Regions from separate parts of the Homo sapiens genome. Here region 1 is linked to region 2. Evidence: read pairs that join two places in POLR2A ChIA-PET (ENCODE). Cell type or tissue: A673. All regions are shown on one strand. Each heading gives the region's core, and the rest is flanking DNA. Links, peaks and the distances in the headings are about the cores only. Region 1 overlaps PHF12 (PHD finger protein 12). Region 2 has its middle 21 kb from the start of CRYBA1.

The links. Peaks named below come from ENCODE experiments on the same cell type or tissue, not always from the same donor. Only the 100,000 strongest peaks of a DNase experiment are listed, where the experiment ranks them.
Region 1: POLR2A ChIA-PET joins it to region 2 with 18 read pairs; 2 of 35 experiments call an interaction of 5 or more read pairs at or near these places.

Annotation. Positions count from the first base shown.
Region 1 is chr17:28,935,497-28,950,820 of GRCh38, reverse strand. It overlaps PHF12 (PHD finger protein 12), which reads left to right. Exons shown (of 15, transcript NM_001033561.2): 2 at 575-756. LOC101927018 (a long non-coding RNA gene) reads right to left here. Exons shown (of 2, transcript NR_110803.1): 2 at 6,072-6,300. Among named protein-coding and RNA genes, the nearest start is that of PHF12, 8.4 kb to the left of the region's middle. RefSeq lists a silencer at 1,012-1,271 and enhancers at 802-1,421, 1,502-1,601, 1,422-2,042. In A673, for the core only: no CTCF peak of the experiment used is centred there; a DNase peak (open chromatin) is centred at 9,900; H3K27ac peaks cover 1,192 bases.
Region 2 is chr17:29,217,966-29,233,289 of GRCh38, reverse strand. No RefSeq gene overlaps it. Among named protein-coding and RNA genes, the nearest start is that of CRYBA1, 21 kb to the left of the region's middle. RefSeq lists a silencer at 13,590-13,679. In A673, for the core only: no CTCF peak of the experiment used is centred there; no DNase peak of the experiment used is centred there.

The DNA of each region.
Region 1 (15,324 bases), core at 4,936-12,935, 290 kb after region 2:
CCTAAACTCGAAGCGCCTAGATGGCCGAGGGAGGGGGATTCTTCCTCACCTAGCCTCTCCCTCCCCTCTTTGCAATTTAGGGGGCTGAGCTCAGCCTCCGAGGACGTTTGCAGCAGTTTCACCTACCCGCCGCCCTCGATTCGCTCTCCCGAGGCGCCAGCCCACTCCATCTCGTTGCACCGGCAGGCCTCCCCACCCCCTTCTTGTTGGCCCCTTTGTGCTTCCCCCAGCACGTCCGGGTACCGGGCTTTGGGCCTCTCCCGAGCGGGTCTTTGGAGTCCCCCACTGTCCATACAAGGAAGTGGCAAGAAGGGAACCGCGCACCCTCTTCCCATCCCCCTACCCTTGATCCTCCCCATTTGGAAGAAGCTGTTCTCGTTGTTGTGCTGCAGGAACGCGGTTAGGGTGGGCTCCCCCTGGTTCCGGGGGCTGAGAGATTCTGGGAGCAGCCTGGATGGGAGGAAGAAGGACAAAAGGGGGGAGAGGGGTGGGTGACGGAGAAACCGCGCCGGGGGGGCGACGGACCGCCCGGGAGCTCCGAGTGTGCACACACGCCGTTTGTATGTGTGTGCAGCAAATCCAAGCTCTGCTGGCTCCCCCCAAGACGGACGAGGCAGAAAAGCGCAGTCGGAAGCCTGAGAAGGAGCCCCGGAGAAGCGGCAGGGCCACCAACCACGACAGCTGCGATAGCTGCAAGGAAGGTGGAGATCTCCTGTGCTGCGACCACTGCCCGGCTGCCTTCCACCTCCAGTGCTGGTAAGGTCTGGGGACCCTTTTGGAGCTTCTTGGCGGACCCTTCTCTGCGCATTCCTTCACCCGGCCTGCCCCTGACTGCCGAAATAACGGGCGCTTGCAGCCGCTAGCTGACTTTCTGCAGCTGCCGGGGCGAGCACCTCCCCGCCCCCAGGTGTCCGCCGGGTTCTGGCAGTTTAGCGGGGAGGAGCAGCGGTGGGTCCGGACCCCGAGGTGGGGGTTGGGACGAGTGAAGAGAACCCCATATGGGATTGGAAGTCGCTGGGGAGCCGGGACAGAGCCGGCCGGGGACAGCCGGCAGTGGCGGGGGAGGAAGGGGAGGAGCTCCGGGCCCAGTGCCGCTTGCCTGCCCGCGCGCCCGCTGCCCTCGGGGCTCCTGCCCGGCCGGGATCTCCTCGGGGTGGGTGCGTGGAGCCCTCGGCCACCTGAGTTGCCCTGGTCCAGACCCCGGCAACCGGGCGCTTGTGGCTGTAGAAAAAATCGTGGAGGGTGTCTCTCGAGTCCGCCTCTTCTTTGCCTCTCTGTTTACAATATGGCGACCTGCCTTTAAATTATATTTTTATTCTCAGCGCCATTTTGGCTGCATATATGATTTGCAAACGTCTCTCGGGGGAACGGTGGGGACAGCCCCAGAGTCCTTTCTGCAGAAGCTCCTCGGGGGCCCCGTCTGGGATCTCGCCGCTTTGATCCCCTTTCTCTGCCTCCGCTTGCCCCCTGTTGCCTCTCAGAGCTGCCTTCCTTCCTCCTCCCTCTTCCCTCCTCCCTCCCGGCGCCGCTGCCTCTTAGGAAATCGGGCCGGGTTAGACAATTAAAATTGCCCTTGGGCGCCGATTTCATTTCTCCGCTCCGGATCGGCGAGCCCTTCGCTGCAAAATTCTTTGCTGCCAGAGGGAGGATTGTGTGCGGTGGCACTAGAAAGGCATTTTTAAGGAGCTGAGAGCTGGAAAGCCGTACGCTTTTTCCCCCTTACTGGACATGAGAGGAGGGGAGAGACCGAACCGAGAGGGAGGGACCTGAGTTGATCGCCCGCTGCGTGATCCTCCTCAGCGGCTCAGCCCAGGACAATCCGGCAAAGAAGAGTTTAAACTCCATCTTCTGCCGGCCGAAATCACCTCTGCCCTCCACAAAAATCCCACATCTGCGGCAGCAAACCCAGATTTCGTCTTGTTCTACTGGGTCTCGTTCTGTTGTTCTGCAACAGTTGACTGAGGCAGGGGTTTGAGAGAGGAGCCAGACTGGAGAGAGGAAAAGGGGGCTGTTCTGTGTTCCCACCAGTTGTTTGATGTTGCCTTTTTTAGCCCTCTTTTTATTTTGTTTTAAGTGAAATTTCACCGAAGGTCTCTCAACAGTTCCATTCACGTTCCATCTCTCGGTTTGTGGAGTAGTGTCTACTGTATATTTGTACTAATTGCAGGTTTGGGAACACTTATTAGACAGATGACTGATACTGAGCAAATTAAGTTTATGGTCAGAAGTTATGTAGGAAACTCCCATTACCATTCCCAAGATACTTTTGCCCAGGAGGGCACCCCATCCCAGCTTGTAAAATTGCTGGGACAAAAATGATTATCGTAGAGGAAGTTTTGCTGCTGGCTTTAAAATTTTTATTATGAAGTGACTAAGGGTCTGTGGTTTTTAGCCTTTACTTCCTATAAGGTGTAATCCACCTGGAGAAGATATTTCTGGTCACATTTCTTTTGCTATTCTTAGGAGAAATTTGTGCCTGAATATACGTTGTGTTGCTTACCAGTTATTCCCAGTTGCTTACATTTTTTTAGTGTGTTTGTTTGGTATGTATACCAGGACTGAGTTGTAGACTTCTTGATTTAAAATGTGGGCTTACGTCCTACTCCTAGGATGAAATTGGTGTTAACCATGATTGCTGACATGCATGTTGAGTGAGAATTTGATAAGCTCTCTTATTTGATAAAGCTGAAATTGTTTATTAGAAACCTCAGGCATGGGAAAAGTGTGCTGTCTGTTTTGCCTGAGATTGGGCTTTTAAACTCTAAAACCTAACCTCTGAATTTTTTAATTAGACGAGTCTAAAGTCTTGTCAAGTTGTAACAATTAACAGTTTCCACTTTAGATGAAAGGAGAAAGAAGGAGGGACTCTTTAGCTGTTGGTGAGATTCAGACTTGCCCAGACTGTGCATTTCATTGAAATTTTTTTTTTTTTTGAGGCATTGAATGGGAACTGGTAATCAGAGATTTGTGAATGTGTAAATGAAGTAGTGCTTGTTTCACATCTCCAATTCTCCCTTTGAAGATGTCAATACTGAATGTACCATTGACTTATCTGAGTTATTATCTAAATCACAAAGCATTGTAGATATTGGTGCAAAGGCAGGAAGTCTTTTAAGTAGGTATTCCCTAGACGAATTTCATTTAGTGAGGCTTATCTCACTTTTCTGCGTCTGAAGCCACACTCTTTCCACCAAGAGTGAAGTTTTTTTTGTTGTTGTTTTTTGTTTGTTTGTTTTTTTCTGAGACAGGCGTCTTCGCTTTGTCACCCAGGCTGGAGTGCAGTGGTGCAATCTCGGCTTATTGCAACCTCCACCTCCCAGGTTCAACGGATTCTTCTGCCTCAGCCTCCCAAGTAGCTGGGATTATAGGTGCCCGCCACCACACCCAGCTAATTTTTGTATTTTTAGTAGAGACAGGGTTTCACCACGTTGGCCAGGCTGGAGAGTGAAGTATTTTATTAACTCAATCAGAGTAGTTAGATCAAGTATTTAATGTCTCAGAACATTTTTATTCTTGAATGTGTTTTCATGAATTTGTCCCAGCCGGGTGCTGTGGCTCACGCCTGTAATCCCAGCACTTTGGGAGGCCGAGGAGGGTGGATCACGAGGTCAGGAGTTCGAGACCAGCCTGGCCAACATAGTGAAACTCCGTCTCTACTAAAAATACAAAATTAGCCGGGTGTGGTGGCACGAGCCTGTAGTTCCAGCTACTCAGGAGGCTGAGGCAGGAGAATCACTTGAACCCAGGCAGCAGAGGTTGTAGTGAGCCGAGATCACACTACTGCACCCCAGCCTAGGTGACAGAGTAAGACCCCATCTCAGGAGAAAAAAAAAAAATTGTCCTATTACTGCTTAATTTTATCATGTGAGAGTAAGGTTATATTTCCTCTGGCTTCCCTTTTAAACTGGCTAAGACTGAATTATTTAGGTAGGCATGATAATGATAATTTTCCTTCCATACGGAAAGTACAAGAGTAAGGTTGAAGCCGAGTATGGTGGCTCATGCCTGTAATCCCAGCACTTAAAGGGGCCAAGGTGGGAGGATCGCCTGAGGCCAGGAGTTCAAGACCAGTCTAGGCAACATAGCAAGACTCCATCTCTACAAAATTTAAAGAAAAAGTGAAATTTAAATTTTGCAAATGCTGTAGGTCTTAATTGCAGTGCTGCTGTGGTTCTCTATCCAAAGCTCTGTGGGATAAGTCTTTTTTCAGTCTCTAGTATTCCTTGCCAGTCTGCCTCACTGTGAACGGAATCCAGTACAAGTGTTCCAAAAGTGGTTCTAGGCAAACTTTACCTCCCGGGCTTGGTAACACAGCTATAAACCACAGGAGATCTTTCTAAGATAAATAGTAAGGAAATGACTAGTCAAATAAGCTGTTTTAATTGTTGTCTTTTCTCAGGAGACAATGCTTTGTATGAGGCACGTCATCTCTTCCCAGTTAGACTGGGAACCTATTTCTGGGTTTTCTGTAATGATTCTCTGGAATGAATTGTCTTGTGCTCAGTACCGTGACCTCACCAAAGAATTAAGGTTGAAGAACTGATGTCTTTTTGATTAAGTGATAGTGTAATCATTTTATCCAAGTTTAACTGGTTTATCAATTATTCAGAGTGATAGTAGGGGTTACTAAACCTGTCCCTAGAGAATTGGAAAGAGATGTGTGTGTGGTGTTTTTGTTTTTGTTTTTCTGAGACGGAGTCTTGCTCTGTCACCGAGGCTGGAGTGCAGTAGCGCAATCTCAGCTCACTGCAACGCCTCCCGGGCTCAAGCAATTCTCCTTTCTCAGCCTTCTGAGTAGCTGGGATTACAGGCGCACGCCACCAGGCCTGGCTAATTTTCTTGTATTTTTAGTAGAGACAGGGTTTCACCGTGTTGGTCAGGCTGGTCTCGAACTCCTGACCTCATGATCCACCCGCCTCGGCCTCCCAAAGAGCTGGGATTACAGGTGTGAGCCACCACACCCGGCCATGGAGGGAGATATGTTTTTAAGTGTCCCTTGGTGAATCTGACTTCATCATAATTATCATGCCATGAGTTGAGCTTTCTGAAAGGTCTCTGGACTGATCCCAAAAAATCTGTTAAAAATTAGAATAACCAGTACAGCTTTACTTTTCACTGACCCATCTTTCTGTTTGAGATTGGTAGGATTGTTGTCATTGACAGAGTGAATACCATGGGGCATCAGTAATCAGGATGATAAAACTGACTGGTTTCCTGTGATTACCTTCTTATGGCATTTTGCTCCAAACAGACTGAGGGACCAAAATGGTCTGATAGAGAAGTGCATCTACCTCGGCAGACCTCAGCATGGTCCCTTCCCGTCAGACAGATTTCTGTAGCATTTGCCTCCGCGTGTTATATTTGGAATTGTTGGCCAGCTTTCCTCTCTCTGGTGTTGGCAGCGAGATCCAAAATGAGGTTTTCGAAGAATGAGAGTAAAAAGGTCTCTGTGCACAGGCAAAACTAAGCTCAGCTTGGAGTTTTGCATATTTTCAGTGAGTCGTAACAAAGGTTTCACACATAGAATAGAAAACTGCCTTGCAGAAAATGTTTGATGTTTGAAGTGGGGTTGTTTGTTTGTTTTTGGATACAGGGTCTCCAAGGCTTGATCCTAGCTCCCTGCAGCCTCAAACTCTGGGCTCAAGTGATCCTCCCACCTAAGCCTCCCAAGTAGTGGGACCACAGGAACATTCCACCATGCTGGGCTAATTTTTTAAATGTTTTTGTAGAAATAGGGTCTCACTATGCTGCCCAGGCACGTCAAGCAGTCCTCTCACCTTGGCCTCACAAAGTGTTGAGATTATAGGAGTGAGCTGTCATGCCCAACCTGTTTGAACTTTTAAGGAGGTGGTTTTTCTGATTTTGTTGTGTTTAGCTCCTCATTAGAATAGTATCAGGCAAGTGATAGATTAAAATATATTAACTTTAACATTATCTTGTCAGCATGTTGTTTTTGACATTGTAAGTGCTTAGAAGCCTAGCACTGACGAACTGGAGGTGACAACGTCTAGATTCCTTCCCCTCGCCCGGCCCCATCAATAGTAAAATGATTCTACAGTAAACAAACCTAATTTGGTTTTATGTTTATTTTATTTATTTATTTATTTGTTTTGCATTTTCTGTGTTGAATTAGAATCTAGGTATGTCGTATTGTCTTTGTTTTTTTTCTTTTTTGAGACAGAGTCTCACTCTGTTGCCCAGGCTAGAGTGCATTGGTGTGATCTCAGTTCACTGCAATCTCCGCCTTCCAGGTTCAAGTGATTCTCCTGCCTTACGTGTCATGTTGTCTTACTGGTCCACCTAAATATGGAAGATACGGTAATGTTCAATTTTAACTCAGGTTCAGATGCATGCTTCTTAATGTAGGGCTTAGGGGCTAATTGTTATGAAATGAGTGCAAGTGTCAGAAATATTTAAAGTGGAAAAGGAGGTTATACTCTTGAAAGATTACAGTTTTTGTGTAAAGTAAGGCAAGTACTTAGTAGTACTGTTATGGGAAATTTTTCACTTAAGGCCTGTCCCAAAATTAATTGCCATACTCAGTAAAAGGTAGGATGCAGTTGTAATCTCATCAATCTGCTGCTGTTCCTTAAGGCTCACTAAGTACTTTACATATAGCTCCACTAATAATATATTAGGACAGTTTTGGCTTTTGTAAATGACTTGTGTATTTTTAATAGATATAAAGGTTCAAAGGAATATTTAGGTACTGCTTTCATTTGAATCTGGAGATGGGATTCATGTTGGTCTGTTGTAAGTTCTTGGTATGTTCTTGGTAAGTTCAAGTATGCCTCCAGGAGTATTTTTGAAAGCTAAATCAGTAATGTTCAATAAATTGTCTAATCTTAATTTAAATGGAATTCAACTAGTCACTATGAATGTGTTGAATAAAACACTGGTTTTTGCTAACCTGAGTGAAAGTACAAGTGATACCTAAAATTACTCAGAGGAGCTCAGTGAATCTTTCCAAGGTTCATCCTGGTTGTAGCATTTATCAATACTTACATTGCTTTTTAATGGCTAAACAATATTCCATTGTATGGATGACATTTTATTTATTAGTTCATTAGTTGATAGACACTTGGGTAGTTTCTACTTTTTGGTGTTGTAAATAATGTTGTGAACATTTGGGTGCCAGTTTTCTTTGTTGTTGGTTTTGGTTTTGTTTGTTTGTTTGTTTGTTTATTTTTTGAGACAGAGTCTAGCTTCGTTGCCTAGGCTGAAATGCAGTGGAGTGATCTCAGCTCACTGCAGCGTCCACCTCCCAGGTTCAAGCGATTCTCCTGCCTCAGCCTCCCGGGTAGCTGGGATTACAGATGTCCGCCACCACGCCCGACTAATTTTTGTAATTTTAGTAGAAACGGGGTTTCACCATGTTGGTCAGACTGGTCTCATACTCCTGACCTCAAGTGATCCACCCACCTCAGCCTCCTAAAATGCTGGGATTACAGGTGTGAGCCACCGTGCCAGCCAGGGTGCAAGTTTTTATGTGCAAGTTTTCATTTCTCTTGGATATACACCTAGAGGCAGAATTGCTGGGTCGTATGGTAACTCTTAACCTTTGGAGGAACTGCCTGTTTTCCAAAGAAGCTGCATTATTTTACTTTCCTACCAGTAGTGTAGGAGGGTTCTAATTTCTCCACTTCCTTGACAACACTTGTTATTTTCTGCCTTCTTGATTAAAGCCATCCTAGTGAGCGTGAAGTAGTATCACATTATGGTTTTGAATCAGATTTCCCTGAAGGCTAGTGATGTTAAACTTTTTTTCATGTGGTTATTGGTCATTTGTGTATTTACTTAGAGATCTCTATTAAGATTTTTGTCTATTTTTAATTGAGTTGTTTGGTTTTTTAATTGAGTTATGAGAGTTCTTTATATGTTGTAAATATAAGTTCCTTGTCGCATATATGATTTACAAGTATTCTTCCATTTTGTGGGTTGTCTTTACACTTCCCCCATCTTTTATTTATTTATTTATTTATTTTATTTTACTTATTATTTTTTTGGGACAGAGTCTCCCTCTGTCGCCGAGGCTGGAGTACAGTGGTGTGATCTCAGCTCACTGCAACCTTCACCTCCCAGGTTCAAGTGGTTCTCCTGCCTCAGCCTCCCAAGTAGCTGGGATTACAGGCGCCTGCCACCACACCCAGCTAATTTTTGTATTTTTTGTTGAGACGGGGTTTCACCATGTTGGTCAGGCTGGTCTCAAACTCCTGACCTCGTGATCTGCCCGCCTCGGCCTCGCAAAGTGCTGGGATTACAGGTGTGAGCCACCGCACCTGGCCTATTTATTTATTTTTAGAGGCAGAGTCTTGCTATGTCTCCCAGGCTGGAGGGCAGTGGCACAGTCATAACTCACAGTAACCTTGAACTCCTAGTCTCAAGCAATCCTCCACCTCAGCCTCCTGAGTAGCTGGGACTACAGGCATTTGCCACTACACCCGGCTAATTTTTTCCTTTTTTTGTAGAGATAGGGTCTCACTGTGTTACCCAGGCTGTTCTCGAACTCCTGTCCTGGCCTCAACCGATCCTCCTGCCTCAGCCTCTATTTTTTATTTTTTAGTCTTAACCTAGCAAAAGATGGTTGATTTAAGCACACTTTAATATCTATGCCTATATTAGCTCTGTAATGTCAGTAAATTAAGAGTTTCTTCCGTGAGCTCCAGTTAGGATGGTACATCCCAGTGAAGAGAACCTTACGATGTGATTTGGTATGTTGTTGTTTCAACTTTTCTGCATGTCCTTTCCTAGCAAAGAAGTCTAAAGCTGTATTGTTGCCTTAGAGGAAGTACAAAAAATCCACCATCTGCCTTTAGATAGGATGCTCACCTGTCACCCACTAGCCACAACAGAAAATGTCTGTGTTTGAGCACTTCTCATACTTGGAGGACCCTAGTTTAAGAAAGAAGATGTTGGCTGAGGGCAGTGGCTCACACCTGTAATCCCAGCACTTTGGGGAGCCGAGGCAGGTGGATCACTTGAGGTCAGGAGTTCGAGACCAGCCTGACCAACATGGTGAAACCCCATCTCTACTAAAAATACAAAATTAGCTGGGCGTGGTGATGCACGCTACTTGGGAGTCCCAAGTACTTGGGAGGCTGAGGCAGGAGAATCGCTTGAACCCGGGAGGTGGAGGTTGCAGTGATCACGCCATTGCACTCTAGCCTGGGCACCAAGAGTGAAACTCCATCTCAAAAAAAAAAGATTTTAATTGTCTCAGTTTTATTGGTTGTGGTGGAAATAACTTCAGGTCAATTAAAATGTGCTGTCTTTTGAGCCCAGTTAACAAGAACAAAAAGTTGTTTGTATATTACAGCAAACTCACCTGTGTATTTGTATCTTTATATAAGCCCAGATAACAGTAAATAAAGAGAGCGCAGAGAATATTTACTGGACAGTTTTATATGGCTCATAAAAAGAAACCATCTGCTTTGATCCTCCCAAGAGGATTTTTGCTACCTAAAAATGCAGCTGTCCTGCTTCTTGAACAGAAATGGGTACATCTTTTCTCCCACAAGAAGAGTAATAGAAAATAGATTAATACTCTGGGCTTTTGATAATGGGTAAGCATACTGAAATCCATCTCTCAACTTTCTTGTCCCAACCCCAACACAGGGACAATTCCTTGGGTATGCAGTTAAGTAGGCCACCCTGATAAAAGATTCCGTTTGGGTTTATGGTAGCCCTTATATATTAATGCAGCACAAGCTCCTGGAAATGCATTCAAGTTTTAAGGTCCAGCGTTTTAAGTCACCAGAACAGGAAAAAAAAAAAAAAAAAAGTCTGTTTTCCCCCCTCCACTGGGCTCCTCCTTTGACTTAGAGGCCCCAGGGAGTACAACATGGCCAGCTGCATTGCCATTCAATGAGTGACACTTAGAAGAGAACCTCTGCATAATGCGTGCCTCCCAAGAGAATACAGGACAGGAGCACGGCTGTACCCCTGCCAGTTTCCTGAAAGAGGAGGACATTGTATTCAGTGCAAGTCCTAGACCAAATTTCAGAAAGCCACTTTGGTATTGCAGATTTGTCACCATGCCCAGGACGCATGCACAGGTCACTAGCTGACTGCTTTTCCCAGGACTTGAGAGCAGTTAAGAAGAATGAGAATGTGACTCCTTTTTCTGCCTGCCATTTCCAGATATCAAAATCCTTATCCTTTAAGCCTAAGGTTATTCCTAAACCTAAGTCTCAGCAAATAAGAACAAAGATGAGGTTTTAGCACATTTTGTGTGAGGCAAAAGCTGAGGCATACAATAGACACTAATAAAAGGAGGAATCCATGAGTTGACCCATCAGCAGGAAGGAACTTGACTACTACATAGAGCTGTTGTGGAATTCACAATAAGTAAATTACATGTGCACCTTGCAGATTGATGCAATTTTCAAAGTAATGAAAAACTTGACTTGCTCACTCAGAGAGTGAGTCCCTTTTGCTCTGCTGCCTACTTTCCCTTTTGCTACAATCGTACTACATAAATGCTCACTAAACTACTTAAAAGCCGGAGGCTGACCCATTTCCTCTTCTCACTGCCGTGTAATTCCTAGTGGTATTACAGATGAGAGACATGCAAAGGTAAACAGTAGTTGGGGAACAAAAATGATATCTGGGTTATTCCAAGTGGATGATACCTTTGTTAACACAGACACAAGGTGAAAATTTCTTTTCCCCTAATTACATTTGCTTTCTTTTAAGTTAGTGACTTTGGTGTTTAATTTTTGCCTCTCCCCTGTTTTCTGACAAATTTTATGGGATATCTCCCAAGAAATGTTTCTCAGCCTTGACAGGACAAAAGACATACAGAGTAACAGCAGGGCAGGGAGCAACTCCGTGCCTGAATGTAGCGTCAGTCTTTCCTACTGATCTGGGCTCTCTGCGTGAGGCTCGTTTTGAAATAAGCTTGAGTGAGCAAAAGAGGACTCTCTGCAGGGTTTGAATTTAACGGTAGCCCAAAGACATCACTTTACCTCCAAGCCAGGCAGGGATAGGGGAACCTCTCAGAATTACTAGCAAGCTTGAGTTCCAGGTGGACCCCTGTTTGTGGCAGCACAAGCATCTTTTTTACTCAGCTATGGTCCTCAGAGGGATGTTGAATATTATTTTTCTCCTGTCTGCATTTGTGCAGAGAACAGAGCAGAGAAACTAATGAAATGCACAGAGCTTCAAGTGAATTTAAAGAAGCCTCTGCATTATGAAATAAGGCAATGATGACCTACTCTTGCTTTTCTTTCCACTACCCCTAGGCTCCTGTGATCAGCTGAGTGCTCGTTAATTCCCACGTTCACTAAACCATCATAGTTCTGCTGATTCTCAGCTTTAGAGGGAAACTCTACAGTGAACTTTTTCAATTAGCAGTCATCAATTACTGGTCAGAATACATTATAATTGTGAAAATTATGCTCCATTAATCTCATTAAATGTGCCTAAACCTGTAACTTGTCATAGTTCGATACATAGGTTGGCTATATTTAACTTTCCCTGATCTTATTTGCCATTTTTTGCAAAAGCATCATCTAAAATGTAGAGAGAGTTGTCAGTAATTTTGGCTTTTTAATAAACATTGTTTTGCTTTGTCATTTTTGTTTTGCTGTATCCCTCCTTTGTGGTCCTTGTTGTTTTGCCTGGCATGGGTGACACTTAGCCATTTTAACTTAGCAAACTGTCATACCAAAGGAAATGCCTAATTCTGTGATATCAGGCATCTGACTGCAGGCTACAGTTTGTTGGTGTTGAAGTAAGCTGTATGTTAAGAAAAGTATCTCCATTTTATTTGTTATAGCAAATAACGCATGTCCAAGGTTTGTATGCTTGCTGCCTTTCTTTGAGGGCTTTCCTGAGTGCTCACCGTTTGTGTGTACACATGCAGACCTTTAGGGTGATCATTCTTTGGTTAGGGACCATCTGAAAGAAAAGTGGACCAAAGGGGAAAATCATGGCTCTGGAGAAGTATGTTCAACTCATAAATAGGTCACTGGTGGGTATAACTGGAAGGCTTTGGAAGCCCAAGTCAGCACTTAGCTGTGGCATCAAACCATGACAGCACAGTTTGACAGCATGCCCAGGAGATTACTTCAGTCCTGTAGGGTGGGGAGCTTTGATGTTTATGAGTGGAATTGGGGGATGGGAGAGGGTAAGGGTAAAAGTAGGGGGGTATAATCCCTGTGCTGGCATGGCCCAAATAGTATTATTCTCACTTTTTCCTGTTTCTATAGACCCTGTCAGGGGAGGGTAAATTAAACCAAAGTCCCTCCTTAGGAAAAAGCAGCTGGGTCTTAAGTAGAAACCTGCTCTCAGGCTGGGTGCGGTGGCTCACACCTGTAATCCTAGCACTTTGGGAAGCTGAGGTGGACGGATCACAAGGTCAGGAGTTCAAGACCAGCCTGACCAACATGGTGAAACCCCGTCTCTACTAAAAATACAAAAATTAGCCGGGTGTGGTGGTGCCTGCCTGTAATCCCAGCCGCTCAGGAGGCTGAGGCAGGAGAATCAGTTGAACCGGGAGGCGGAGGTTGCAGTGAGCTGAGATGGTGCCATTGCACTCCAACCTGGATGACAGAGTGAGACTCCATCTCAAAAAGAAAGAAAGAAACCTGCTCTCTTGATTTTGTTGGGTTTTAAATACATTGTTAGTATTTTTTGTTTTCTGAGCCTTTATAGAATTTTAGGTACAATATATATAAACTGTAAACTGGCCCACATTCCTGAGCTGTGTCTGCAAGAAGTGTGTCACCTGGCTATTTCCTTTTTCTTGATAGTCTGTTAAAATTTGGCAATAGAATAGTACCCAGCTTTCCATACCTCTGAGACTCTTCCAGAATACAGAGTTGGCAGTTGTTGGTTCTTCCTTCCAATGGAATGTTCCCAAGAGTGTGAGAAAATTACCGTTGAGGCCAGAATTTTGTCCCTTTTCCAAAACAGGTGGGCTCTAGCATCAATCATGAGGTGAATTAATGAAGGCCCTTTTTAAAATGTTTGCACCCCAGCCCATCTTTCTTTGTAGAGAAGCCAGAATTGCAAGAATAGCCAAACCAGGCTAGTGATAGATCAGGCCCTTGAGACTGAGGCTCAGCTTGTAGAAAAGTTAGCAGAGGCAAACACCTGGTATAACTGTCAGTGCTCTACCCTCCCTGCTTCCTTTTTTCCCTGTACTAACTAGTAACACTCGTATCCAGGTGTCCTTTACCGGGAAGATGCCACCAGCCAGCTCTACATAGAAGGCGATAAAACTTGGGGGCACAGTCAGCCAGTTTAAAAGGATTGTTTGCCTGTGGAAGTGACGCAACTAGCTAAGTTTCTCAATGGGGCATTTGTAATGTTCTGGCACTTCATTTGTTTCCTTGTTAACACTCTCACTGAGGCTTTGCATGAGAAACCCAACAGTCCTTGTACCTTTTTATGTACTTTGTGGCATTAGTGGTGTTTGAGTCAGTAGCCAGGATGAAGGAGGATAAGGGATTAAGGTTGAGGGACCCTATGAATTTTCTCCTTCCATCTCTTTAATATCCTTCAATATAGCTATCTTCCTGCAAAAGACAGGCCATACTTGAAGAGAAAAGCTGATGCCCACACAAGTGTCCAGAGGAAGCTAGCTATTTCTGCTGACATTTACATTTCATTAAATGTTGTTCCCTCAAGGCATGCACTTTAAAATTTGGGTGTATTAATGCAACTTTTAATTTAAATTAAAATTTAAATTAAACTTTACCCAGCACCACTTAGCTTTTCCAGGACATAAGTTTGTTTTCGTTTATAAAAGGCTGGTTCTCTGTGCTCATGGCTCCCTTTATAGAGCAAAATGGCTGCTAGGAGGCTGAGACATGATTGTGGTCCTTTCAGTGATCACCTTCACTCCCCATTTTGGCTAGTATCAACACATTTTCTGAGCTGGATGAGGGCCGCAGGGCCAGTCTGAGGGAGAGTAGGCTAGTTCTGAGCATGTATTTATGTTTTGCAGTTTGTCTTACACAGTGAGACTAAATATAATTGCAGGATTTTTATCTGGTAGTGGTCCTCAGATGGATGGATGAGCCCCGTGAACTGTGAAATTAAAAATCAAAACTGCTCAGTCCTATTGTTTGCTTGCTGAACACCTCTTCCCCCACCAAAAAAAAGGGTGGGGAGGCATACAGATGATGATAGGGGCAGTGAACTCTTTCTTTTTAGTCCAACTGATGTTTTATTTTGACTGAAACTGAAACTGCTATAGATGGCTAGAGAGCTTCTGATTCCTGAAGAATTACGGGTTCTGACAAGAAAGACCCTACCAGTTCATGTGACTGACCTCTTTTGGAAGAGAACCTGCTTAGTAGGCTGTTGGTGTATTGTATATGGATATGCTATTTACATAGTGTTCCTGTTAAGTATTTGTATTAAATAGAATTATTTTGTTAATCCAGAAAGAGAAAATGGAGTGTACTTTTTCTTAAATATTTTTCATCTACTTGCTTTCTCTCCCTCTACCTCTCGCCTCTTCCCTTTGTTCTCTTATTCCCCCATCCCCCGCTCTCCCCTCCAATTCCAGACTGAGAAACTGCTTGTTCTGGATGGATAATTAACATGGTGCTGTGGAGCAACAGGTCCCACTGGTAGCGACTAAATCTGAAGTAAATGTTAATGTCGTGCAGGTTCACATGTATTAATAGGCGAGGGAGATGAGTGAGGTTAGACTCAGATCAACCACACTGGTATATGACTTGAAATAGATCCTCTTAATTAGAGCGCCAAGAACCATGACAACTACCAACATCTTCTACTTGCAGTGTTGAGCTGCAGCCTTATTAGTGAATGCAAGGCATTCTAAATTAAAACTGAACTTTAACCTCGGGCTGAGAGTTGGGATCATCTGGCTCTGGGCTTCGATTTGAATCTTTGAAACAGAAATCTGTCAGTATAGGCATTACAGTTAGCTGAGGGATGTATGTTTGTGGTTTTCTCCTTGATGACTCCAGAAATAGACTGATCTAGATAACCTTCTCAGCAGTAGAGATGGGCCATTTGGATTTGTTTATGGGAGTCTAGGTATGTTGGAGTCATGCTGAAGAGGTTGGCTTTAGGAATTGGTTTGTATGTTAATATTACTCTTAACACTTTGTAGGCCCTCTAGGCCTCACAGAGAGCCACACCAAACTGAGAAACATACCCTCCAATTGAATGTACAGTCTCTGAAGATTTAGGGCTTTACTGTTATGAACAGCTTTATAACTAACAGCATGTCTTTAAGATCAGGTAGTGGTTAAAATAGTGAGCTGGGGCCAGGAGTGGTGGCTCACACCTGTAATCCCAACACTTTGGGAGGCTGAGGAGGGCGGATCACTTGAGGTCAGG
Region 2 (15,324 bases), core at 2,305-10,304:
TCGGAGGCCAAGGTGGGAGGACTGCTTGAGCTCAGGAGGTCGAGACCATCCTGGGTAACGTAGCGAGACCTCGTCTCTACTTTAAAAAAAAAAAAAAATTACCAGTTGTGGTGGCTCGCACCTGTAATCCCAGCTGTTTGCGAGGCTGAGATGGGAGGACTGCTTGAGCCTGGGAGGTCAAGACTGCAGTAGGCTGGGCGTGGTGGCTCACGCCTGTAATCCCAACACTTCAGGAGGCCGAGGCGGGTGGGTCACGAGGTCAGGGGTTCGAGACCAGCCTGACCAACATGGTGAAACCCTGTCTCTACTAAAAATACAAAAATTAGCTGGGCATGGTGGCAGTCGCCTGTAATCCCAGCTACTTAGGAGGCTAAGGCAGGAGAATTGCTTGAATCCGGGAGGCGGACGTTGCAGTGAGTCGAGATCGCGCCACTGCACTCCAGCCTGGGTGACAGAGCAAGACTCCATCTCAAAAAAAAAAAAAAAAAAAAGACTGCAGTAGGCTGAGATTATGCCACTGCGCTCCAGTTTGGGCAACAGAGCAAGACCTTATTTCAAAACAAAAGCAAAAACATCAAAAAAAATTAGCCAAGTGTGGTGGTGCATGCCTGTGTTCCCAGCTACTCAGGAGTCTGAGGTGGGAGAATTGCTTGAGCCTGGGAGGTCGAGGCTGCAGTGAGCCGAGATTGAGCCATTGCACTCCAGCCTGGGCAACACAGTGAGACCCTGTCTCAAAAAAAAAATTTAAAAACAAATTACCACAAATTTAGTGGCTTAAAACAACACAAATTGGCCGGGCACAGTGGCTCACGCCTGTAATCCCAGCACTTTGGGAGGCCGAGGTGGGTGGATCATTTAAGGTCAGGAGTTCAAGACCACCCTGGCCAACATCGTCAAATCCTGCCTCTACTAAAAATACAAAAATTAGCCGGGCGTGATGGCAGAAGCCTGTAGTCCCAGCTACTTGGGAGGTTGAGGCAGGAGAATCACTCAAACCCAGGAGGCGGAGGTTGCAGTGAGCCGAGATTGCGCCACTGTGCTCCAGCCTGGGTGACAAAGCGAGACTCTGTCTCAAACAAACAAACAAACAAACAAACACAAGAAACCTCACAAATTTATTATCTTACAATTCTGGAAGCAGGACTGCATTTTTTTTCTGGAGGCTCTAGGGGAGAATCTATTTCTTTGCCTTTACCAGGTTTTAGAAGCAGCCTGCATTCCTTGGCTCATGGCCTTTTCCTCCACCTCCAAAGCCAGCAGCACAGCATCTTCAAATTTCAATCTCTTTGACGCTGACCTTTCTTCCTGCCTCCCTCATAAGGATCTTTGTGATTACATATCCAGATAATTCAGAACAATCTCGCTTCACTATCCCAAGTTCCTTAATAACATCTGGAAAGTCTTTTTGCCACATAATAACATATTTACAAATTCTAGGGATTAGGATGTGGACATCTCTAGAGGGCCATAATTCTCTCTGTCACAAACTCTTTTGCCAATCTGTTATTTTATTTATTTATTTATTTATTTATTTATTTATTTATTTTTGAGACGGAGTCTTGCTCTGTGGCCCAGGCTGGAGTGCTGTGGTACCATCTCGGCTCACTGCAAGCTCCGCCTCCCGGGTTCATGGCATTCTCCTGCCTCAGCCTCCAGAGTAGCTGGGACTACAGGCGCCTGCCACTATGCCCGGCTAATTTTTTGTATTTTTAGTAGAGACGGGGTTTCACTGTGTTAGCCAGGATGGTCTCGATCTCCTGACCTCGTGATCCTCCCGTCTCAGCCTCCCAAAGTGCTGGGATTACAGGCATGAGCCACCGCGCCCGGCCTATTTTATTTATTTTGAGACAGATTCTCACTCTGTTGTCGAGGCTGGAGTGCAGTGGCGCAATCTCGGCTCACTGCAGTCTTGAACTCCTGGGCTCAAGTGATCCTCCTGCCTCAGCCTCTCAAGTAGCTGAGACTATAGGAATGCATTACCATGGCTGGCTGGCTAATTGTTTTTATTTTTTTGTTGTTGTTTTCTTTTTTGAGATGGAGTCTCACTCCATCGCCCAGGCTGGAGTTCAGTGGCGTGATCTCGGCTCACTGCAACCCCTGCCTCCCAGGTTCAAGGGATTCTCATGCCTCAGCCTCCTAAGTAGCTGGAACCTCAGGTGTTGCCACCATGCCTGGCTAATTTTTGTATTTTTAGTAGAGCTGGGGTTTCACCATGTTGTCCAGGCTGGTCTTGAACTCCTGAACTCAAGTGATCTGCCCTCCTTGGCCTCCCAAAGTGCTGGGATTACAGGCATGAGCCACTGTGCCTGGCCTGTTTTTATTTTGTAATAGTATGTTGCCCAGGCTTGTCTTGAACTCCTGGCCTCAAGTGATCCTCCCTCCTCAGTCTCCCAAAGTGCTGGGATTACAGACATGAACCATCGCACCTGGCCTGGTCAGGTATATTTTTATCTCTCAATTAAGATTTGTCTGTTGTTTTTCTCATGATTAGACTAGGGTAATATGTTTTTGGAAGATCGTAGAGAGAAAGAGCCATTCTCATCACATCACATCATGTCAAGGATACGTACTATCAAGTGACTTATCGCTGGCGTGAGGTAGTTCGTCAGGTTTCTCCACTTAAAAAGTTACTTTATTTTCTTCCTTTTTACTGCCTTCTTTGGAAGAAAGTCACCATGCACAGCCCCCACTTAGGGAATGGTGAGTTATGGCCCCTCCTTAAAGACTCTCATTCGCTTTTTGTCTTAAAGATCTAACAAGTTATATCTACTAGTTTGAATTTCTGTTTTTTGGTCTCCACATTCTATTCCTGCAATTTTAAACTTTCTTCTACTGATCCTTTTTCAAGATCCTTTTTTTCAGCCTGTAAACATGCTTAAATCTCTTTCATCTCAAAATGAAACATAAAACCCACCAAAGACTCTAATTCCCTTTCTGGAAGGTGATTCTGGAGAATCATCCATTCTCACTCTGCCTTTCGTAGCCCCAGGCTTTAAAAGAATGGTGGCCATTTCAATGTCCTCATCGGCCACTCAGTCTTCAATCATAGCATTCGTATCTCTGTCCTTCCCACTCTTCTGAAACGGCTTTGGTAGGGAAGACAAGTGACTTCCATTGCCACACCCAATGGACTCTTTTTCAGTTTTTCTTACATGTAATATCTCTACACCACTGAGACTATTGAACACTTCTTTCTTTAGATACCTCTTTCCCCTTGACTTCCAAATCACCTCTCTCTGCTGCTCCTGCTCACTGTTTTTTGTCCACTCCTTTTCTTCTTTCGGTTCCATCAATGTCAGTCTTGCTCAGGGTTTGTTCTTGGCCTTCTTTTCGCTTCTCATTCTATACTCTCCTGAGGTAATCTAATCTACTCCCAAGAGTTCAATAACTACTTTGCTGGTGGCTCCCAGATCTATATTTCAAATTCACACATCTCTTTTTGTATTAGTTTCTTAGGGCTACTGTAACAAACTGCTACAAACTTGGCTTAAAACAGCAGAAATGTATTCTCTCACAGTTCTGTAGGCCAGAAGTCTTAAATCAAGGGTGGTTCCTTGACTTAAGGAGAAAGTTAAGGCAGAAACTGTCCCAGACCTCCCTCCTTTCTTCTGGTGGTTGCCAGCAATGCCTAGTACTCCTTGGCTTGTAGAGGCATCATTCTAATCTCTGCCTCTGTCTTTACATAGCACTCTTTATGTGTTTCACTGTGTTTTTTTTTTAATTATTATTATTGTTTTGAGATGGAGTCTTGCTCTGTCACCCAGGCTGGAGTGCAGTGGCACAATCTTGGCTCACTGCAACCTCTACTGCCTGGGTTCAAGCGATTCTAATGCCTCAGCCTCCCAAGTAGCCGGGATTATAGGCACGCACCACCACACCTGGCTAATTTTTGTATTTTTAGTAGAGATGGGGTTTCACCATGTTGGATAGGCTGGTCTTGAACTCCTGACCTCAAGGAATCCGCCCGCCTTGGCCTCCCAAAGTGCTGGGATTACAGGTGTGAGCTACTGTGCCCGGCCTTCACTGTGTCTTTACATGGTCTTCTCATAAGGACACCAGTCATTGTATTTGGTGCCTAGTCTAATCCAGTATGAACTCATCTCAATTTACCTTATTTCATCTGCAAAGACCTGGTTTCCAAGTAAGGTCATAAACAGAGGTTCCAGGTGGACCTGCATTCTGGGGAGATACTATTCAACACAGTATACTCTTTAACTACCTTTCAGACATCTCTAGTTAGATGACTTCCAACAGATTCCCTGAACCCAACACAGCCAAGCTGTTCAGATGATCTCCACTAGTGTCCCTAACCCCATCCTGATCTTCCTTTGATGTTCCCCATCTCAGAGATGGTACCACTCAAGCCAGAAGTCTAGGATCAATCTTGACACTTCTCTCTTTCTCACCACCATATCTAACTTTTGGCTGAATCTTGCTAATTCTACCTCCCTAATAGTCCTATATGGCTCCACTTCTCCATATCCATTGTATCATTTACTATAAGTTTGGCTGCAAGTCATAGAAAACCGAATGCAAAGTGGCATAGCCAATAAGAAAATTATTTAGTTCGCCGGGCGCGGTGGCTCATGCCTGTAATCCCAGCACTTTGGGAGGCCGAGGCAGACAAATCACGAGGTCAGGAAATCGAGACCATCCTGGCTAACACGGTGAAACCCCGTCTCTACTGAAAAACAAGAAAAAAAATTAGCCGGGCGTGGTGGCGGGCACCTGTAGTACCAGCTACTCGGGAGGCTGAGGCAGGATAATGGCGTGAACCTGGGAGGAGGAGCTTGCAGTGAGCCGAGATTGCACCACCACACTCCAGCCTGGGCGACAGAGCGAGACTCCGTCTCAAAAAAAAAAAAAATTATTTAGTTCACTTAACAAAAAATACACAGTAAGGTAAGCCTCAGGCTTGTTGATTCAGTGATGTTTCCATGACTCGGGTTTTTTCCATCTCCGTCCTACTGAATTCATTGTTGACTTCATCCTAAGGCTGACTGCTTTCATCATTGTTGGGTGTTTTCCAGTAGCAATTGGGGCTGTATTCTTCATTGTTCATATCCATGGTGGGGGAGCAGAGGGGGAGTTTCCTGAGGTTTTCTATTTTTTTTTTTTTCTTGGACAAGGTCTCGCCATGTCAACCAAGCTGGAGTGCAGTGGCCTGAAAGCTGGAGTGCAGTGGCGTGATCACAGCTCACTGTAGCCTTGACCTCCTGGGCTCAAGCAGATCCTCCTACCTCAGCTTCCCAAGTAGCTGAGACCACAGGAGTGTGCTACCATGCCTAGCTAATGTTTTATTTTTTTGTAGAGACCAGGTTTCACTGTGTTGCCCAGGTTGGTCACGAACTCCTGGTCTCAAGTGATCTGCCCACCTCAGTCTCCCAAAGCACTGGGATTATAGGACTGAGCCACCGCTCCCAGCTCCTGTGTGTTTCGAAAGAGCAAGGAAGGGGTGGGTGTGGTGGCTCACACCTGTAATCCCAGCACTTTGGGAGGCTGAGGTGGGTGGATCACTTCAGGTCAGGAGTTCAAGACCAGCCTGGCCAACATGGTGAAACCCTGTCTCTACTAAAAATACAAAAATTAGCTTGGTGTGGTGGCACGTGCCTGTAATCCCAGCTACTTGGGCGGCTGAGGCAGGAGAATTGCTTGAACCCGGGAGGCGGAGGTTGCAGTGAGCTGAGATCACACCACTGCACTCTAGCCTGGCGATACAGTGAGACTCCGTCTAAAAAAACAAAACAAACAAACAAACAAACAAACAAAAAACAAAAAAAGTACATGTAGGCCGGGCGCGGTGGCTCATGCCTGTAATCCCAGCACTTTGGGAGGTGGAGACAGGTGGATCACCTGAGGACAGGAGTTTGAGACCAGCCCGGCCAATGTAGTGAAACCTCATCTCTACTAAAAAATACAAAAATTAACCGGGTGTGGTGGCGCATGCCTGTAGTCCCAGCTACTCGGGAGGCTGAGGCAGGAGAATCACTTGAACCTGGGAAACGGAGGTTGCAGTGAGCCAAGATCATACCACTGCACTCTAGCCTGGGCAACAGAGTGAGACTCCTCTCAAAAAAAAAAAAAGTACATGTACATTGTATATGATGTATATGACTCATAAAATCTGCAAATCAGGGCAGGTGCAGTGGCTCACGCTTGTAATCCCAGCACTTTGGGAGGCCAAGGTGGGCAGATCACGAGGTCAGGAGATTGAGACCATTCTGGCTAACACGGTGAAACCCCATCTCTACTAAAAACACACAAAAAATTAGCCGGGCATGGTGGCGGGTGCCTATAGTCCCAGCTACTTGGGAAGCTGAGGCAGGAGAATGGCGTGAACCCAGGAGATGGAGCTTGCAGTGAGCCAAAATTGCGCCACTGCACTCCAGCCTGGGTGACAGAGTGAGACTCTGTCTAAAAAAAAAAAATCTGCAAATCACTTTCTCCCTTCAACATATTTTTGAAATCTGTCCATATGTATACATGTAGATCATGTTGACTCAATTTATGAGCTGTGTAGTACTCCACAGCATGAATATGCTACAATTTACAATCTTACTTTGTATCTCTCTTTTTTCATTATTTTCTTCTTTCTTTTCTCCCTCCCTCCCCCGCCTCCACCCCCACCCCAACCTCTTTCTTTTCTTTTCTTTTCTTCTTCTTTTTTTTTTGAGACAGACTCTAGCTCTGTTGCCCAGGCTGGAGTGCAATGGCGCGATCTCAGCTCACTGCAACCTCTGCCTCCCGGGTTCAAGGGATTCTCCTGCCTCAGCTTCCCGAGTAGTTGGAATCACAGGCACTGGCCACCACGCCCTACTAATTTTTTTTGTATTTTTAGTAGATAAATGGTTTCACCATGTTGGCCAGGCTGGTCTTGAACTCCTGACCTAGGGTGATCCTCCCACTTTGGCCTCCCAAAGTGCTGGGATTACAGACGTGAGCCACCGCACCCGATCTCTTTTCTTCTTAAGAGACAGGTTATAGTTATGTTGCTCAGGCTGATCTCAAACTCCTGGCTCAAGCAATCCTCCCAGTGTGGCCTCTCAAAGTGCTGGGATTACAGGCGTGAGCCACTGCACCTGACCTTTTTCATCATTTTTTGTGCTTCTTGCCCTCTATTCCTGCCTTTTGCTGTTGTTTCTTTTTATTCTCTTTTTTTTCCCCTCCAATAATTTGAAAGGTATACATTCTATTTCTAGTATTTGTAAATTTACACTTTCATTTTAAATGTTTTCAGTTTCTCTACTCTTCTGAACAAGATAGAGATGGGAACTTTCCATTCCCATCTTCTACGTTAATATTTGGTTTGGTTGTTTATTTTATTGTTTTAGTGGTCAATACTTATTTAGATGTACCAATTTATATATTTACCATTTCTTCTTGTATTTCACTCCTTCCTTCTGGATTTGTAAAGACAATAAAGATAGATACTGAAATAATCTTTTAGTAGTTCTTTCAGCAAATATCTATAAGTAATAAACTTTCTTAATATTTATGTGTCTGAAAACAACTTTATTTCAGCCTTACTTTTGAATGTAAGTATAGCTAGAAATAAGATTCTTGGTTGGTAGTTATTTCCCTCAACACTTTGATGACATGTCATTGTCTTCTGGAAACTCCTGCAATGACATGAAATCCCCTATCAGTCTGTTTCTTGTTCTGATGTAGGTATCTGTTCTCTTTAGTAGCCTTTAAGATTTTCTATCTCCCTTGATGTTCTGCAATCCCACAGGAATGTGTTAGATATAGACTTGCTTTTATTTATCCTACTCAGGACTTCTGCTTCTTCAGCTGGCAAACTCCTGTCTTTCTTCAGTTCAGGAAACTTCCCCCATTACCTCTTTGTCTGCTGCCTTCCCTCCACTGTTGTGATTTTTCTCCTTCTGAATTCCTGTTTTGGAGCTTCTCATGCTATACACCATGTCTTTCATTCTGTCTTTCTTATTTTCTATCTCTTTACCACTTCCTGAATGATTTCCTCATGTTTGTTCTAATTCATTAATTCACTGTATAGCAGGATCTAGTTAACTGTTTACTAAGTTTTGTTTAGCTGGATGTAGTAATGCACACATGTAATCTCAGCTACTCAGGAGGCTGAGGTGGGAGGATCTCTTGAGCTTGGTAGTACAAGGGTGCAGTGAGCCATGATCACACCACTGCACTCCAACCAGGCAACAGAACGAGACCCTTTTTTTTTTTTTTTTTTTTCTTGAGACAGGGTCTCGCTCTGTTGCTGGGACTGCAGTGCAGTGGCACAACTTCTGGTTACTGCAACCTCGACCTCCCAAGCTCAAGAGATCCTCCCACCTCAGCCTCCCAAGTAGCTGGGACCACAGGTGTGCACCCACGCCGAGCTCATTTTTGTATGTTTTTTTTTTTTTTTTTTTTTTGAGACGGAGTCTCGCTCTGTCGCCCAGGCTGGAGTGCAGTGGCGCGATCTCGGCTCACTGCAAGCTCCGCCTCCCAGGTTCACGCCATTCTCTTGCCTCAGCCTCCCGAGTAGCTGGGACTACAGGTGCCCGCCACCACGCCCAGCTAATTTTTTGTATTTTTACTAGAGATGGGGTTTCACCGTGTTAGCCAGGATGGTCTCGATCTCCTGACCTCGTGATCCGCCCGCCTCGGCCTCCCAAAGTGCTGGGATTACAGGCGTGAGCCACCACGCCCGGCCACATTTTTGTATGTTTTGTAGAGATGGGGTTTCACCATGTTGCCCAAGCTGGTCTTGAACTCCTGGGCTCAAGCAATTTGCCCCCCTCGGTCTCCCAAAGTGCCAGGATTACAGACGTGATCCACCACGCCTGGCAACCCCGTCTCTTAAAATAAAATAAAATATAAAAGAAATATGTTTAAAATGTTCAAATATTTAAAGGAAGAAGTAGAATGTATATGATGAGAGTGAGATATTATGAGGGAAAAGGTGGGTTTGAAAATACGATGAGAGGCCGGGTGCAGTGACTCACGCCTGTAATCTCAGCACTTTGGGAGGCCAAGGTGGGCGGATCACGAGGTCAGGAGATCGAGACCATCCTGGCTAACACGGTGAAACCCCGTCTCTTCTAAAAATACAGAAAATTAGCCGGGCGCGGTGGCGGGTGCCTGTAGTCCCAGCTACTCGGGAGGCTGAGGCAGGAGAATGGCGTGAACCCGGGAGGTGGAGTTTGCAGCGATCCGAGATAGCGCCACTGCAGTCCGGCCTGGGCGAAAGAGCGAGACTCCGTCTCAAAAAAAAAAAAGAAGAAAGAAGAAAGAAAATACAGTGAGACTGAGATATTATGGGAGGAAAGGTGGGTTTGAAAAAGAACTAAAATTTTAGAAATATAAATCGTATAGACATTTAGGTTTTTTCCTTTTTTTTTTTTTTTTTTTTTTTTGAGACAGAATCTCACTCTGTTGCCCAAGCTAGAGTGCAGTGATGCGATCTTGGCTCACTGCAGCCTCAGCCTCCCGGGTAGCTGGGATTACAGGCATGTGCCACCACTCTTGCCTAATTTTTCTATTTTTAGTAGAGACAAGGTTTCACCATGTTAGTCAGGCTGGTCTCGAACTCCTGACCTCAGGTGATCTACCCACCTCAGCCTCCCAAAGTGCTAGGATTACAGGCGTGAGCCACCACACCCAGCCCAGGTTTTTTTTGTTTGTTTTTTTAACAAAACTTTTATCTAATTTTTTTTTTTCTTTTTGGCCTGGCATGTTGACTCACACCTGTAATCCTCACACTTTGGGAGGCCAAGGCGGGCAGATTACTTGAGGTCAGGGGTTCGAGATCAGCCTGTTCACCAACATGGTGAAACCCCGTATCTACTAAAAACACAAAAATTAGCCGGGTGTGGTGGCAGGCGCCTGTAGTCCCAGCTACTCGGGAGGCTGAGGCAGGAGAAGGCATGAACCCGGGAGGCAGAGGTTGCAGTGAGTCAAGATGGTGCCACTACACTCCAGTCTGGATGACAGCAAGATGCCGTATCAAAAAAAAAAAAAAAAAAAGGGCCAAGTGTGGTGGCTTACGCCTGTAATCCCAGCACTTTGGGAGGCTGAGGCGGGTGGATCACAAGGTCAAGAGATCGAGACCATCCTGGCCAACATGGTGAAACCCCGTTTCTACTAAAAATATAAAAGTTAGCTGGGTGTGGTGGTGGATGCCTGTAATCCCAGCTACTTGGGAGGCTGAGGCAGGAGAATCACTTGAACCTAGGAGGTGGGGGTTGCAGTGAGCTGGGATCACACCACTGCACTCTGGCCTGGTGACAGAGCAAGACTCCGTCTCAAAAAACAAAAAAGTTTTTTTTTTCTTTTTGAAATAGAGATAGGCTCTCACTTTGTTGCCCAGACTGGTCTAAAACTCCTGTCCTCACGCAATCCTGCTACCTCAGCCTTCCAAAATATTGGGATTACAGGTGTGAGCCACTGCACCCAGTCTGAAACACATTTCTTTTAAATTAGCATTTGTGTTTCATGAATTGAAACATTTTTTTCAAACTGTCCTTTTATCTGTGATTTCTGGTGCACACATTTTCTGATTCCTTGCATCTGCCATCTGTTTATGATGGCATTTGTTTCTTCATTCATTTCCTCAGGGAGCAGGGTCTTTCTCATTCTCTAGGTTTTGGACGAACTCCTGTGAGGCTATTTTGTATTTCTCTATGCAAGTATTTTATGCAGTTTCACTGCCTGTGGGTGATTTTTACTAATTTCTTGCCCTGGGTTTCTCAAACAGCAAGTCTGGTGTGTACTCAGGTGCCACCCCTCTGATTGACACAGTGTTGGAGGGGTGATTTTTTCACCCACAGGCTCTAGGCAGACACCTAGCTCTTTGCTCTGGTGCAGTTTTTCTGGAACCTGTTTTTATCTACAAGACAACTCTTTTGTTCTTGACTTTTAGCAGGAAACCTGGTTGCAGCTCATGGGCCTGAGGCCACATCTCCCATCCCCAGAGGGCATTAAATTTCTGATTCTGATACCCTGGGGGACTCTGGGCTTATGATAAGTGAGGCCTGGGTGTGTTCTGTGATTGGTCATGAGGGACTCACGGAGAGTTTTTAGGTAAACTTTTAATTAAAATCTAACTTTTCATTGAAATCTATGAATCCATACTATAGAAAAGTGCACAAATCATAAGCAATCAGTCTGATTAGTTTTTATAAAGTCCAGACACTTTGTATAACTGCCACACAGATCATGATATAGAACATTATTGGCAATCCCCTCCCTGAAACCCCTTTAGCCCCCCTCTAATCACCACTCTGCACCTAAAGGCAATTAGTATTCCAGTTTCTAATGGCATTTCATTTCAACCATTTGGTACTTTATATAAATGAAATCATACGGTATGGACTCTTCAGTGTCTGGCTTCTTTTGTCATTATATTTGTGAAATTTACTCATGTTACTGCATGTAGTGTTCTAGTCTATGAAAATACCACAATTTAAAAATGTAGCTGGAGCCGGGCGTGGTGGCTCACGCCTGTAATCCCAGCACTTTGAGAGGCCGAGGCAGGCGGATCACTTGAATTCAGGAGTTCAAGACCAGCCTGGCCAACATGGTAAAATCCCGTGTCTACTAAAATATAAAAATTAGCTGGGCAGGGTGGTGTGCGCCTGTAATCCCACCTACTCAGAAGGCTGAGTCAGGAGAATTGCATGAACTTGGGAGGTGGAGGTTGCAGTAAGCCGAGACTGCCATTACACTGCAGCCTGAGCGACAAGAGTGAAACTCTGTCTCAAATAAAATAAAATAAAATAAAATAAAATAAAATAAAATAAAATAAAAATAAAATAAAAAATAAACATCTAGGCCGGGCGCCATATCTCATGCCTGTAATCCCGGCACTTTGGGAGGCCAAGGCGGACCGATTACTTGAGGTCAGGAGTTCAAGACCAGCCTGGCCAACATGGTGAAACTCCGTCTCTACTAAAATACAAAAGTTAGCCAGGCGTAGTGGCGGGCACCTGTAATCCCAGCTACTCAGGAGGCTGAGGCAGGACAATTGCTTGAACCCGGGAGGCGGAGGTTGCAGTGAGCCGAGATTTTGCCTTTGTACTCCAGCCTGGGAAACAAGAGCGAAACTTCATCTCAACAAAACAAACAAACAAACACACACAAAAACTTATTGTAGTGTTGATAGACACTTAGATATTTCCCCACTTGGAGGCTGTTATAAATAGTATTGCTATAAACATGCTTGTTTATGTTTTCTGGGTAACATATGTAAACATTTCTTTTGGGAATATACCTAAGAATAAATTGCTGGGCCATAAATATGTTCAGTTTTAGCAGACACTATCAAACAATTTTTCAAAGTTGTACTAGCTTGCAATCCCACCAACAGTGTGGAATAGTTTAGATGTCTATGCATCACATATTAGAGGATTCAAAACTGGAGGAAATCTTGTCTCTCAACTACAGTGGATCAAGAGTTTTTTCTTTTTTTTAGATGGGGTCTTGGTCTGTCACCCAGGCAGGAGTGGCTCACTGCTGCCTCCAACTACAGGGCTCAAGTGATCCTCCTGCGACAGCTTCCTGTATAGCTGGGACTACCGGTTCATGACACCATGTCTGGCTAATTTTTTTTTTATTTGGAGAGACAGGGGTCTCACTATGTTGTCTGGGCTAGTCTCCAACTCCTGGCCTCAAGTGATTCTCCCACCTTGGCTTCCCAAAGTGCTGGGATTACAGGAGTGAGCTACTGTGCCTGGCCTCAAGAATTATTCGTGTTCCTTTTTTTTTTTTTTTTGAGACGGAGTTTTGCTCTTGTTGCACAGGCTGGAGCGCAGTGGCGCGATCTCGGCTCACCGCAATGTCCACCTCCCGGGTTCAAGCGATTCTCCTGCCTCAGCCTCCCGAGTAGCTGGGATTGTAGGCGCGCACCACCACGCCCGGCTAATTTTTGTATTTTTAGTAGAGACAGGGTCTCGCCATGTTGGCCAGGCTGGTCTTGAACTCCCAACCTCAGTTGATCCACCCGCCTCGGCCTCCCAAAGTGCTGGGATTACAGGCGTGAGCCACCGCGCCCGGCCCATTTGTGTTCCTTTTTAAGGTGAATGAATTAAGGCTGGTGTTAGAACCCTGGTATATATAGTGTATACTTTATGGTATATAACTACAAAGTATTATATTTCAAAATACCTACAACTTTTTTGAACGTTTATCTTGTGCCAGGCACTAAGAGACCATTTCATCACACAAACCTTTGAGACAGGTGTTGTTATTATTCACATAGTTCAGGTGAAGCAGCTGCAGCTTAGAAAGATGAAATAACTGCTCCCGGGTCCCAGAGCCTGAAGTAACAGAGCTGGAACAGCCTGACTACAAAGCCTTGGAGCCCTGCAAATATACATGCTCCTGTGTTTCCTTCCCGAGGGTGGACTCAGCCTTTTTCAAAAAACTCTTTTTCAGCCTCCTAAAGACCTAAGATCAGAGCTATATGTTGCCAGATACGAATACTTAGACCAGGTGAAATTTGTCCAATTGCAGCTTGAAACTGATGCCTTTGTATCCACGGATGAAAATAGGTGAGCAGTCACCTTGAAAAATTCTGTCCCCAGAAGTCTTCTTTCTCTCCAATGTGCTGTGTATTACAATGGCTCAGTGCTGGCCCATAGTGGCACCTCAGTAATACTGGCTGAACGAAATTCTAGAAAAGTTCACAAATTTGTGCGGTTGACGGGACCCTGCTGGCTGTAGCGCCTAGCCTCTAATTTCTGACCACCAGGGGGCATACGTCCGTTTCCAGAGTACCCTTATTCCCAGCAGACTCCGGAAAGCGGGGTCCCTTGAGGACAGGGAGTCCCAAGGAAGGGAGGGATTGTGCCAGAAAACTCTGAATTGAGAAAAAAGGTACATTCGAACTGGGTTTTTTCAGAGAGTGGTCCGATAGCCACCAAACCATAATCACCTAGGGTGCATGGCTAAAATGCAAATTCCAGCTTGTTCACTTCAGGCCGAGAGAATCAGACTTTCTGAGGGTAGGGTATAGAAATCATATGTTAAGGCCTCCAGGCAATTCCCCCCCACGCTCATGGCTCTTTATTTGGACTACCTGTATTCAGTATTGTGTTAACTGTGTGACCTCAGGCAAGTCAATTAACCTAAGACTCAATATTGTCATATTAGGGGAACATAAAAACCTAACTCTCAGGTATGTTGTGAGTAATAAACGAATCAATCCATCTAGAGAGCTTAGAATGAAGCCCGGAAGGAAGCATATTAGCTCTTATACCTCTTAAGATATTATTATTATTATTATTATTATTATTATTATTATTATTATTTGGGACGGAGTCTTGCTCTGTCACCCAGGCTGGAGTGCAGTGGCACGATCTCGGCTCACTGCAAGCTCTGCCTCCCGGGTTCACGCCATTCTCCTGCCTCAGCCTCCCGAGTAGCTGGTACTACAGGCACCTGCCACCATGCCCGGCTAATTTTTTGTATTTTTAGTAGAGACGGGGTTTCACCATGTTAGCCAGGATGGTCTCGATCTCCTGACCTCATGATCTGCCCGCTTCGGCCTCCCAAAGTGCTGGGATTACAAGCGTGAGCCACCGCACCTGGCCTAATTTTTAATTTTTTTTGTAGAGATGGGGGTTCTTGTTATGCTGTCCAGGCTGGTCTTGAACCGCTGGGCTCAAATGATCCTCCTGCCTCAGCCTCCCAAAGTGTTGGGATTACAGGTGTAAGCCACCATGCGTGGCCAGCCTGGGCCTCAGTTTCTGCACATGTAAAATGAGGGAGTGGGACTAATTGGTCTGTGAGATCCCTTCCAGTGCTAATGTTTTATAAAAACTTCACAGGGGCCAGGTGCAGTGGCTCACACCTGTAATCCCCAGCACTTGTAGGAGGCAAAGTTGGGAAGATTGCTTGAGCTCAGGAGTTTGAGACCAACCTGGGCAACACAGCAAGATCCTGTCCCTACAAAAAATGTAAAAAATTAGGTGGGCATGGTGGCGGACATCTGTGGTTCCAGCTACGAGGGAGGCTAAGGCGGGAGGATCGCTTGAGCTTGGGAAGTCGAGGTTGCAGTGAGCCATGATTGCACCACTGCACTCCCACCTGGGCAACAGAGCAAGACCCTGTATCAGAAAACAAACAAATGGCTGAGCATGGTGGCTCATGCCTATAATCCCAGCACTTTTGGGAGGCTGAGGTGGGTGGCTCACTTGAGGTCAGGAGTTCGTGACCAGCCTGGCCAACAAGGTGAAACGCTGTCTCCACTAAAAATACAAAAATTAGCTAGGCGTGGTGGTGCATGCCTGTAATCCCAGCTACTTGGGAGGCTGAGGCACGAGAATTGCTCGAACCCGGGAGGTGGAGGTTGCGGTGAGCTGAGAT